Regions from separate parts of the Homo sapiens genome. Here region 1 is linked to region 2. The links are chromatin loops, found by intact Hi-C in ENCODE. Cell type or tissue: mesothelial cell of epicardium. All regions are shown on one strand. Region 1 overlaps C11orf21 (chromosome 11 open reading frame 21). Region 2 has its middle 41 kb from the start of MIR4686.

Region 1 (5,000 bases), 79 kb after region 2:
GCTGGGGCCCAGACTCCCAGGAGGATGCCACTGCTGCCCAGACCTACTGCAGTGCACAGCAGAGCGGCAAGGGCCCCTGGTGCGTTGAGCAAACTTCCAGGCTTAAAAAGAGCGTGGCTGCCTCATCCCTCCACCACCCAGAGCTGGCTCAGGCCACGTGTGACCCACCCTACCCTTAACAAGGCAGCTCCGGGAGTCCTGGAAGATGAACATCCCGCTCAGCTAGGGCGACACTGTGCCAATCCCTCCCATGGGCTTCCACCTGTACCTCTTGTTTTCTACACAGCTTTATTGAAATATAATTCACATACTATAAAATTCACTGTTTTAACTGTACCATTCAGGGGCTTTTAGTATATTCACAGAAGCATGCCTCCCTCAGCACCCCCAAAAACAACTCCCCGCTTTAGTATATTCGCAGAGGCGTGCCACCCGCAGCACCCCCAAAAACAACTCCCCACTTTATTCGCAGAGGCGTGCCTCCCGCAGCACCCCCAAAAACAACTCCCCGCTTTAGTATATTCGCAGAGGTGTGCCTCCCGCAGCACCCCCAAAAACAACTCCCCGCTTTAGTATATTCGCAGAGGTGTGCCTCCCGCAGCACCCCCAAAAACAATTCCCCGCTTTATTCACAGAGGCATGCCACCCGCAGCACCCCCAAAAACAACTCCCCGCTTTAGTATATTCAGAGGCGTGCCACCCGCAGCACCCCCAAAAACAACTCCCTGCTTCAGTATATTCACAGAGGCGTGCCTCCCGCAGCACCCCCAAAAACAACTCCCTGCTTTAGTATATTCAGAGGCGTGCCTCCCTCAGCACCCCCAAAAACAACTCCCCGCTTTAGTATATTCACAGAGGCGTGCCACCCGCAGCACCCCCAAAAACAACTCCCCGCTTCAGTATATTCACAGAGGCGTGCCACCCGCAGCACCCCCAAAAACAACTCCCCGCTTTATTCACAGAGGCGTGCCACCCGCAGCACCCCCAAAAACAACTCCCCACTTTATTCGCAGAGGTGTGCCTCCCGCAGCACCCCCAAAAACAACTCCCCGCTTTATTCACAGAGGCGTGCCACCCGCAGCACCCCCAAAAACAACTCCCCGCTTTAGTATATTCAGAGGCGTGCCACCCGCAGCACCCCCAAAAACAACTCCCCGCTTTAGTATATTCAGAGGCGTGCCACCCGCAGCACCCCCAAAAACAACTCCCTGCTTCAGTATATTCACAGAGGCGTGCCTCCCGCAGCACCCCCAAAAACAACTCCCTGCTTTAGTATATTCAGAGGCGTGCCTCCCTCAGCACCCCCAAAAACAACTCCCCGCTTTAGTATATTCACAGAGGCGTGCCACCCGCAGCACCCCCAAAAACAACTCCCCGCTTCAGTATATTCACAGAGGCGTGCCACCCGCAGCACCCCCAAAAACAACTCCCCGCTTTATTCACAGAGGCGTGCCACCCGCAGCACCCCCAAAAACAACTCCCCACTTTATTCGCAGAGGCGTGCCTCCCTCAGCACCCCCAAAAACAACTCCCCGCTTTAGTATATTCACAGAGGCGTGCCACCCGCAGCACCCCCAAAAACAACTCCCCGCTTTAGTATATTCAGAGGCGTGCCACCCGCAGCACCCCCAAAAACAACTCCCCGCTTTAGTATATTCAGAGGCGTGCCACCCGCAGCACCCCCAAAAACAACTCCCCGCTTTAGTATATTCGCAGAGGCGTGCCACCCGCAGCACCCCCAAAAACAACTCCCCGCTTTAGTATATTCAGAGGCGTGCCTCCCTCAGCACCCCCAAAAACAACTCCCCGCTTCAGTATATTCACAGAGGCGTGCCACCCGCAGCACCCCCAAAAACAACTCCCTACTTCAGTATATTCACAGAGGCGTGCCACCCGCAGCACCCCCAAAAACAACTCCCCGCTTTAGTATATTCACAGAGGCGTGCCTCCCTCAGCACCCCCAAAAACAACTCCCCGCTTTAGTATTTTCACAGAGGCGTGCCACCCGCAGCACCCCCAAAAACAACTCCCCACTCACTAGCAGCCGCTCCCCTTGCCCCAGCCTCTGCCAAACACTGACCCACTTCCCACCTCCATGGAGTTGCACGTTCTGGACATTTCATACAAATGGGGTCCTCTGATTCCCCACCCACAATTTTTAATCATACTTAACTTCCAAATAAAGACAAAGTCAAATCCCTCTTCCACCCAACAAGATGTGGCCAAGCGTATACAAGAGAACAGCATGTCCCCCTCTCCCCCAGAGAAGAGGAGAGCCCCTGATCCTGATTCATCTCTGGGTGTTCTTCCCCTTAAAAAAAAAAAAAAAAAATCAAAGGGGGAATAGGATTCAGCTGGAATGGGATTCAGCTGATTCTCATTCTCCCTTTGATATCCTAATTTTTTTTTTTTTTTTTTTTTTTTTTTTTTGAGACAGACTCTGTCAGCCAGGCTGGAGTGCAGTAGTGCAATCTCGGCTCACTGCAACCTCCACCTCCTGGGTTCAAGCAATTCTCCTGCCTCAGCCTCTCACATAGCTGGGATAACAGGCACGGGCCATCACGCCCGGCTAATTTTTGTATTTTTAGTAGAGACGGGGTTTCACCACATTGGCCAGGCTGGTCTCAAACTCCTGACCTCAGGTGATTCGCCTGCCTCAGCCTCCCAAAGTGCTAAGATTACATGCCTGAGCCACCGTGCCCAGCCTGATAGCCTAAAATTTAAACACTGAGATGTTTGAAATAATTAAATATCAACTACTATCAAACGTACACTTCATACACTAGTACCGTATGAAGTGGTAGGGAATGGAAGAGGAGAAGAAACAGTGGCTAATGTGGTCCTACCCAATACACTCGGATCAAAATAAGAAACACGCACACCTGTGATAGGCTTCGTTTCTGCAGCAGCCGAGCAGCGGGAACTAGCGTTTCAGCCTCCGTCTCCCGCATAGCCTTCGCCTCCGCAAGCACTCAGCTGATGTGGCTCTTTGCCTGGTGGGATGCCCTAAGCCTTCATTCCTGGAGAGCCTGGGTCCTGAATGACCCTGCTTGGATCAGGGGTGATGGTTTTCCATGATTTTAATCACAGGACATGGGAACCTTAAGAGGCGCTGCAGGGGACCCTCCGCATTCCAGACGTGCTCCTCCTCATCCTCCTTGTGCAACCCGGCCGATTCCGCCCGATAAAATCAGTCCCGTGGCCCGGGCAGTAACTGCCTTTTTTACCTATTGATTCTCTGCAGTGAGGATCCCAAAATGGCCTGGTGCAATCTCACCTTCCAGTCTGGTGGAGCCGTTGGTGTCTCTGCGGGAAACTCTCCTCCCTCGAGAACTCAGACTTCTACACCAAGAGGACCTAGAGTTGTGGGGACAGGGAGCAAACACATCACCAGCAGAATGTCATGAGGGTGAAGAGAAGCCATTGCCACTTCCCCTTCTGGACTCCCAGAACCGTGAGGTCTGGGCGGCAGGAGAAACCGCTCCATAGACTGACTCTAATTCAGAGCCTGGACCGCCTCCTGGAGGACACGGCCCTCTCTGCAAAGCGTCCCCACTCAGCAGGCGCCGTGTGAGTCTCCCGAAGGCCATTCCACGGTCCTGTTCGTGAGCTGCTTCGGGGAGAGGAGGACCACGGAAGACCTCCAAGGTCACAAGCATTGGGCCTTTGCCCTACTCCATTAACTGTGGTGAATTCCTTGAGCAGCAGTGTGAGAATGCCGAATGAGGCGCTCCAGAGTCCACAGGTGGTTTCGGCAAAAGCACCGTGGGCAAGGAGGGCCAGTCCACCTGCAGAGCAAGCCTCTATCCTGGTGAAAGCGCAGCGGTGCCAGTTCCATGCCGGCAGCTGTCTCATATCATCCACTCCACCTGGAGGCTGGCAGATCCCCTGCAACACTGGGGCAGGCGGGCACTTAGTGGATGGGCCTTGGTGAGTGGAGCCCCTGTGCCGATCCCATGTGTGACCTCCATCCCTGCTACCACAGTCTCTATCTTCACCAGCCTGCTGACAATGACAGGGTGGCTGGGGAAGGAGCCTGACTGATGCCCAAAGAAAGGGCCATCTTGTCTACCTGGTCACTGAGCTTCTCCTCGGCTGAGGCGGTTGCCCTTTGGCAAATGTCACATGGGCTGCGAGGATCTTCACGCTCTGCCCTTTCAGAGACCTCTAACCACACAACACTTCCCCACACCTCCTGCTACCGTTTTCCCAAATGTGTTCCTTTCAAGTCCCTGACCATCCATCTGGCCAAGCCAGGAGCAACTGACCATGAGTGGGTGGCACCTGTAGCTCCGAACTCTCCTTCCAGGAAAAATGAAAACACCTAGGGGCCCTGCCCAGAGTATGGACCACGGGTGTTGGAACCACTTTTTCATGTAACTTGCTTGTGACTTCAGGGCCTGCCTGAGCCCCGGGTTGTATATTGCTGCTTCCACTTGAAGACAGAACACAGCTGTGCATGCCCAACTCTGTGGCTCGCTGGGTCCAGCAACATCCCACTCATGACGTACAGTTCAGATCACGTGGCGACTTAGTGGCCTGTCCAGTCTCTATGGAGGCCTGGACGCAATCCACAGAGTTATCCAGAGAGGATGGCAGAGCTTGACTCCAAAATCCTAAGGGCCCTGGGCTGTGATTCACCTGCAGGAGCCTATCATGGCCCCCACGCAGCATCCTTACCTGCCACAGACACCTCAAATGCCATGGGATCTGTTGGTCCCGTGGCTCAAGTGGCTCAGCAGCTTTCATGACCACATGCACTTGCTGCAGAGCCTTCTCTTGTTCTGGGACTCCCAGAAAGCAGACAGCATTTTAGGTCATTCCTACATGGGTTTTCCTACCCATGTCTTCCTACCTACCCGTGGGTCATATGGCCCATGTTGCAAAACATTTTGGAAAAGGCAAAACTATGCAGACAATGAAATGATCAGTGGTTTCCAGGAGTCAGTGGGGAGGGAGGGAAGAATAAATGGAGCACAGACGGATTTTAGGGCAGTAAA
Region 2 (5,000 bases):
TGTCTCCGGGTGCACCGCAGGCGACCAGTTAATGGTTAAACCAAGGGGAGAAGGATGGCAGCTCTGCCTGAGGCCAGGGTGGGGGAGCTGCCTGGCGTGGTGTGGGCACCAGCTCCCCCCACCCCACAAGGGCACAGTCGTCCTACACTGGGGCTCCCAGTGGGCAGAGAGAGCACACGGCTTCTCCCCTGTTTTAGAACTAGCCTCCCAGCAACCCTGGAGCCGGGAGACAAGTCCAGAGGAAGCTGCTGGAGTCCCCAGCAAGACACCTGCCCCGACCCCTCCACACCAGGCAGGCGCCCAGGCTGTGGGAGCTGCTCAGACGCTTGAGAGCCGGCCACTCTCTGTGTACTCCAGACCCACGGGCCAGGAGTGGGCATGCAGTTAGAGCCCCGTGAGCAAGCCTCACACAGCTGTGGGACGTCAGCAGCACAGCTGCCATGGGAAATGCCCTGGCCGGTCCACGCAGGCCGGTTACCCCCAGCACTACCGTGTGACCAGCAATCCCACCCCAGGTCTATCCCCAGAAGTGAAAGCAGGGACTCAGGCAGACACGTGCACACCCATGTTCCCGGCAGCATCACTCACCAGAGGCAACAGGTGGAAACGACCCCGGCATGCACCAACCACGAAAACGACGAGCCCAGGCCGGGCATGGTGTCTCACGCCTATAATCCCAGCACTTTGGGAGGCCGAGGCGGGTGGATCACGAGGTCAGGAGATCGAGACCATCCTGGCTAACACGGTGAAACCCCGTCTCTACTAAAAATACAAAAAATTAGCCAGGCGCGATGGCAGGCGCCTGTAGTCCCAGCTACTGGGGAGGCTGAGGCAGGAGAATGGCGTGAACCCGGGAGGCGGAGCTTGCAGTGAGCAGAGATCGCACCACTGCACTCTAGCCTGGGCGACAGAGTGACACTCCGTCTCAAAAAAAAAAAAAAGACGAGCCCACTGTGGTCTGCCTGTACAATGGAACATTATTGGGCCATGCGAGGAATGATGGACAGATGCAGGCTGCAGCATGGACAGGCCTCACCAACGCCACATTCGGTGGAAGAGGCCGGGCACACAACGCCGCGTGGTGATGGACTCCCTTTATATGAAATGTCCAGAATAGGCAAATCCATAGGGACAAAAATAGATGGGTGGCCGCCCAGGGAGGGGGGTGGTGGAGACGGGGAGTGACCGCTCAGTGACAGGGTTTCCGCCTGGGGGATGCACGTGCTCCAGAGCTAGACCGAGGTGAGGGTCGCACAGCACTGAGATCGTGCTGGATACGCTGGATTGTGCACTGAAAATAGCTAATTCTGGGTATGTGAACTTCACCTCCTTTTAAAAATGACAGCCCACTGAGACAGACACACAAACAGTGGGTCCCTGAGTGTGGGAAACCAAGACGGGCTGGGGCCGAGGCCAGGCCACAGACCCCAGTCGGGCGGCCTGGCTCACTCCCAGCTCTGCCTGGGGCTGGCCACGGCCTTGATCTGTGCCTTGATCTCCAGGTTTGTGGCCCTGAGCCTCCCGTGGCACCATCCCAGCTCCTGTTGAGCATGGCCCTCCCTGGGAGCCACTGTGGCCACACACACACTCCTCCGAGCACGTTTGTCCAGTCCATCCACTCTTTCTCACAATGTCCTGAAGACCTGCTAGGCAGCAGAAGCTGGCCCTGCTGGGGGAACGCAGGAGTGGGCAGGCTGCCCTGGCTCCTGCTAGCATGGAGCACACAGCCCCAGGGGCAACAGGCAAACCCCAGGAGACCCCCACCTGCAGCCTGGAGAGGGGTGCAGGCAGGGCATGCAGCAGGGGCCAGCCCCATCCCAACCTCCTCCAGCCCCTCCGGCCAACTGGCCTGCAGGCTATGCCGGGTGCCCTCATTGGCCTCTGGGCTTTTTCTGTTTTGTAACTGGTAGCCTTTTTTTTTTTTTTTTTTTTTTTTTTAAAGAACACACTTTAAGGTTTATAGAAAATGGAGCAGAAAGTACAGAAAGTTCCCTGATGCTCTACCCCCTGCCCAGCCCTCCCCCATGCCTGCAGTCTCCCCGTTACTGGCCTCTTGCATCGCTGTGGCCAGGAACCCATTGGACATTTTTTAAAGTCGCATACTTTTTATTGGGGCAAAAAACACATCACATCAATGTACTGTCCTAAATGTACACTGTTTTTCAATGCACAGTTCAGGGGCATTAGGGACACTCACACTGGTGTGCAGCCCTCACTGCCATCCATCTCCGGAACCCTTTCATCTTCCCGAGATGAGACTCTGTCCCCATTCAAAGCAAACTCCCCACCCCTCCCCCAGCCCCTGACACCCACTGTTCTACTTCCCGTCTCTGCGGATTTGATGACTGTAGGAGCCTCATGTGAGTGGCAGCACACAGCGTCCGTCCTTCCGTGTTTGGCTTTTCCCGCTGAGCCCCTGCCTCAGGTCCACCCCGTGACAGCGTGGGTCCGGATCCCCCACCGTATGAGAAGATCGCACTTTGCTTATCCACGCTGATGCTTTTTAAAAAACATTTCTGTTTATGTAATTGACAAATAACAATGCATATATTTATCCTGCACTACACGTTGTTTTGAAATACATCAATACTTAATTATTATGCAAAGGCCATAGTTTACATGAGGCTTGGAGCTCGGTGTTATAAGTTCTATGGGTTTGGACTAATACTACCCTGTATCCACTGTTACAGCACCCCATAGAGGGGTTCCACGGCCCCGAAATCCTCCATGCTCCACCTGTTTGTTCCTCCTGCCTCCCTAACCCCTGGCAGCCGCTGACGTTTGTCTTCATGGTTTTGCTGTTTCCAGAATGTCCTAAGGGTAGAACCCTACAGGATCCTACAATCCTTTGCAGCCTGGCCTCTTCCACATGTCGAGTTAGCGGTTTCTCCCTGTCTTTTTGTGGCCTGTAACTCATTTCTTCCACGGGCTTCTAGACAGGCTCAGTTCTCTCCCATCTTAAATACTCATCCCTTGAGTCCACAGACTGCCACACAGCTCGTGCCAACCTCTTTACTTCACATTAAATGTCTGGAAAGAGAGAAGGCCTGTCCACTCCCTTTCCCTGTCACCTCATGCCACCTCTCTTCTAACCACAGTCCAGGTCAGTCAGCTCCCGCACTGCCAAGGGGCCCAGTGCTTTGGCCTCCAGCCCTGGAGACCTCCTCCTGCCTTCCCAGCCCCTCATCTGTTTCTTCCCCGCTCTGCTGCTCCTCCCCAGGTCCTTGCGGGACGGCCTCTTCCACTGGGTCCGGAGCTGCTCCAGACGGCCTCCTCTCATCTTCCTGCCACAGTTGCCGGCTACACGCAGGCCACAGTCCGTCTCCCGCTAGGCCGCCTCCCTCTCCCCTGTGCTCCAACCCAGAAGCCAGCTGCCCTCTGTCACTCTCAGACGACAGACGGCAGCACGGGTCCAGCTGCCCCAGGCCCGAGCCCCGGGGCTCCTCACCGCCTGGGCCTCCTCGCCAGGCCGGACCTTGATGCTGGGTACTACTGCCCTGCCACCTGCCCTGCCACCTGCCCCGCTGGCAGCTGCTCCTTCCTGCCCCCACATTCTGTCCTTCAGACACGCCATCGGGAGGGCAGTGACATCTCCGTGGTCTCCCTTTACCCTCCTGCTCTGCCACTCTGCCTCTGCTCATCCTCCTCTGGGGAGTCAGCCTGACCTCTGCAAACATGGGCATCAGTGGGCACGTCTCCGTGCTTAGAGGCCCCCAGGGCTATCCGTCGGCCTTTGGTAAAGTCACAGGCAGAACCCACACAGAGCCTTTGTGCTAGGACTAGGCCGGCCCACCTGCCTCCCCAGGCTTTGGGTGGTGCCCACCCACCCCAGCCTCTGCAGGTCCATGCCTGACTAGCCGCAGGGCCTTTGCACACCTGCATTTTGCCCAAATTAACTCTACTGGACCCTCTCCTGTGAGGAAGGCTCCGCAGCCTCCCCAGCCAGGCCACACACCCCAGTCCTCGTTCAGGGGTACACATTTGTCCCCTTCATACACAAGCCAGGCTCCACTCTGGGCACTGGGTCACAGCCAGGAGCAAAACAGACCCAGTCCTAGAACCCGCAAAGCATCCACCCTGGGGGAAAGGAAGCAGAGATCAGAGGTGTCACTGAGCACACAGAAGCTCGAGGTGCTAAATTCCATGGAATGGAAGCCAGGAGTAGCCAGAGGGAGCACGGGTGCTGGGGGGTAGGTGAGGGTGACTGAGACAGCCACTGGGGGGTACGTGAGGGAGGACCGGGACGGGCGCTGAGGGGTAGGTGACGGGGGACCGGGACGGGTGCTGGAGGGTACATGAGGGAGGACTGGGACAGGCGCTGCGGGGGTAGGTGAGAGGGGACCCGGAAGGCCGCTGGGGAGTAGGTGAAGGGGACTGGGACGGGTGCTGGGGGGGTAGGTGAGGGGGGACCGGGACGGGCGCTGGGGGATAGGGGAAGGGGGACCAGGACGGCCACTGTGGGGTAGGTGAGGGGGGACCGGGAGCAAGTCCCAGACAAGTGAGTTTTCAGAAGCCCGCGAGGCCCTCAAGTGGACAGGCCAAGTGTGTGACCAGGGCTTGGGGAGACGTGAGGGTGAGGTAGCTGTCTGCAGAGGGTGCAGGAGAGCAGCCACCCAGGAGGCCCACCTGGGGCCCTCAGTGTCAGAGGCCGCGGAGCCTGGCTTCTGCTTGCCCCCACTGCCCCGGGCCTTCTCCTGCCCTGACCCACAAGCCCTGTGGGGGTCCCTGCCCGGCCCAGATCCCCCCACTATATCCCAGTGTGTCCAGTAGGTGCTCAGTCAGTGCCAGCAGACTGGATGGATGCAGCTGGACCAAGAGGCACTCCGGACAGACCCCCAGAGGAGCTGAGGATGGGGCCTCCCTGCGGGATGCACTGGGCGCACCGGATGCTCAGGGTGGTCTCACCATCGTGCCCCCTTCACAGAGAGGACCCTGAGCCTGGGATGCGCAGGTCCTCACCTGAGGAAAGTAGGCACCAGCCAGGTGTAACCTGGGCCAGA

The links. Peaks named below come from ENCODE experiments on the same cell type or tissue, not always from the same donor. Only the 100,000 strongest peaks of a DNase experiment are listed, where the experiment ranks them.
Region 1: a loop joins it to region 2, with 21 times the contacts of the local background. A loop is called at or near these places in 9 of 110 quality-filtered maps.

The regions. Positions count from the first base shown.
Region 1 is chr11:2,290,643-2,295,642 of GRCh38, forward strand. It overlaps C11orf21 (chromosome 11 open reading frame 21), which reads right to left. Exons shown (of 4, transcript NM_001329958.2): 4 at 4,986-5,000. Among named protein-coding and RNA genes, the nearest start is that of C11orf21, 8.8 kb to the right of the region's middle. In mesothelial cell of epicardium, no CTCF peak of the experiment used is centred here; DNase peaks (open chromatin) are centred at 2,569, 3,049, 3,899, 4,449 and 1 weaker place.
Region 2 is chr11:2,211,339-2,216,338 of GRCh38, forward strand. No RefSeq gene overlaps it. Among named protein-coding and RNA genes, the nearest start is that of MIR4686, 41 kb to the left of the region's middle. RefSeq lists enhancers at 1,075-1,645, 3,367-3,927. In mesothelial cell of epicardium, no CTCF peak of the experiment used is centred here; DNase peaks (open chromatin) are centred at 50, 1,563, 1,771, 2,355 and 2 weaker places.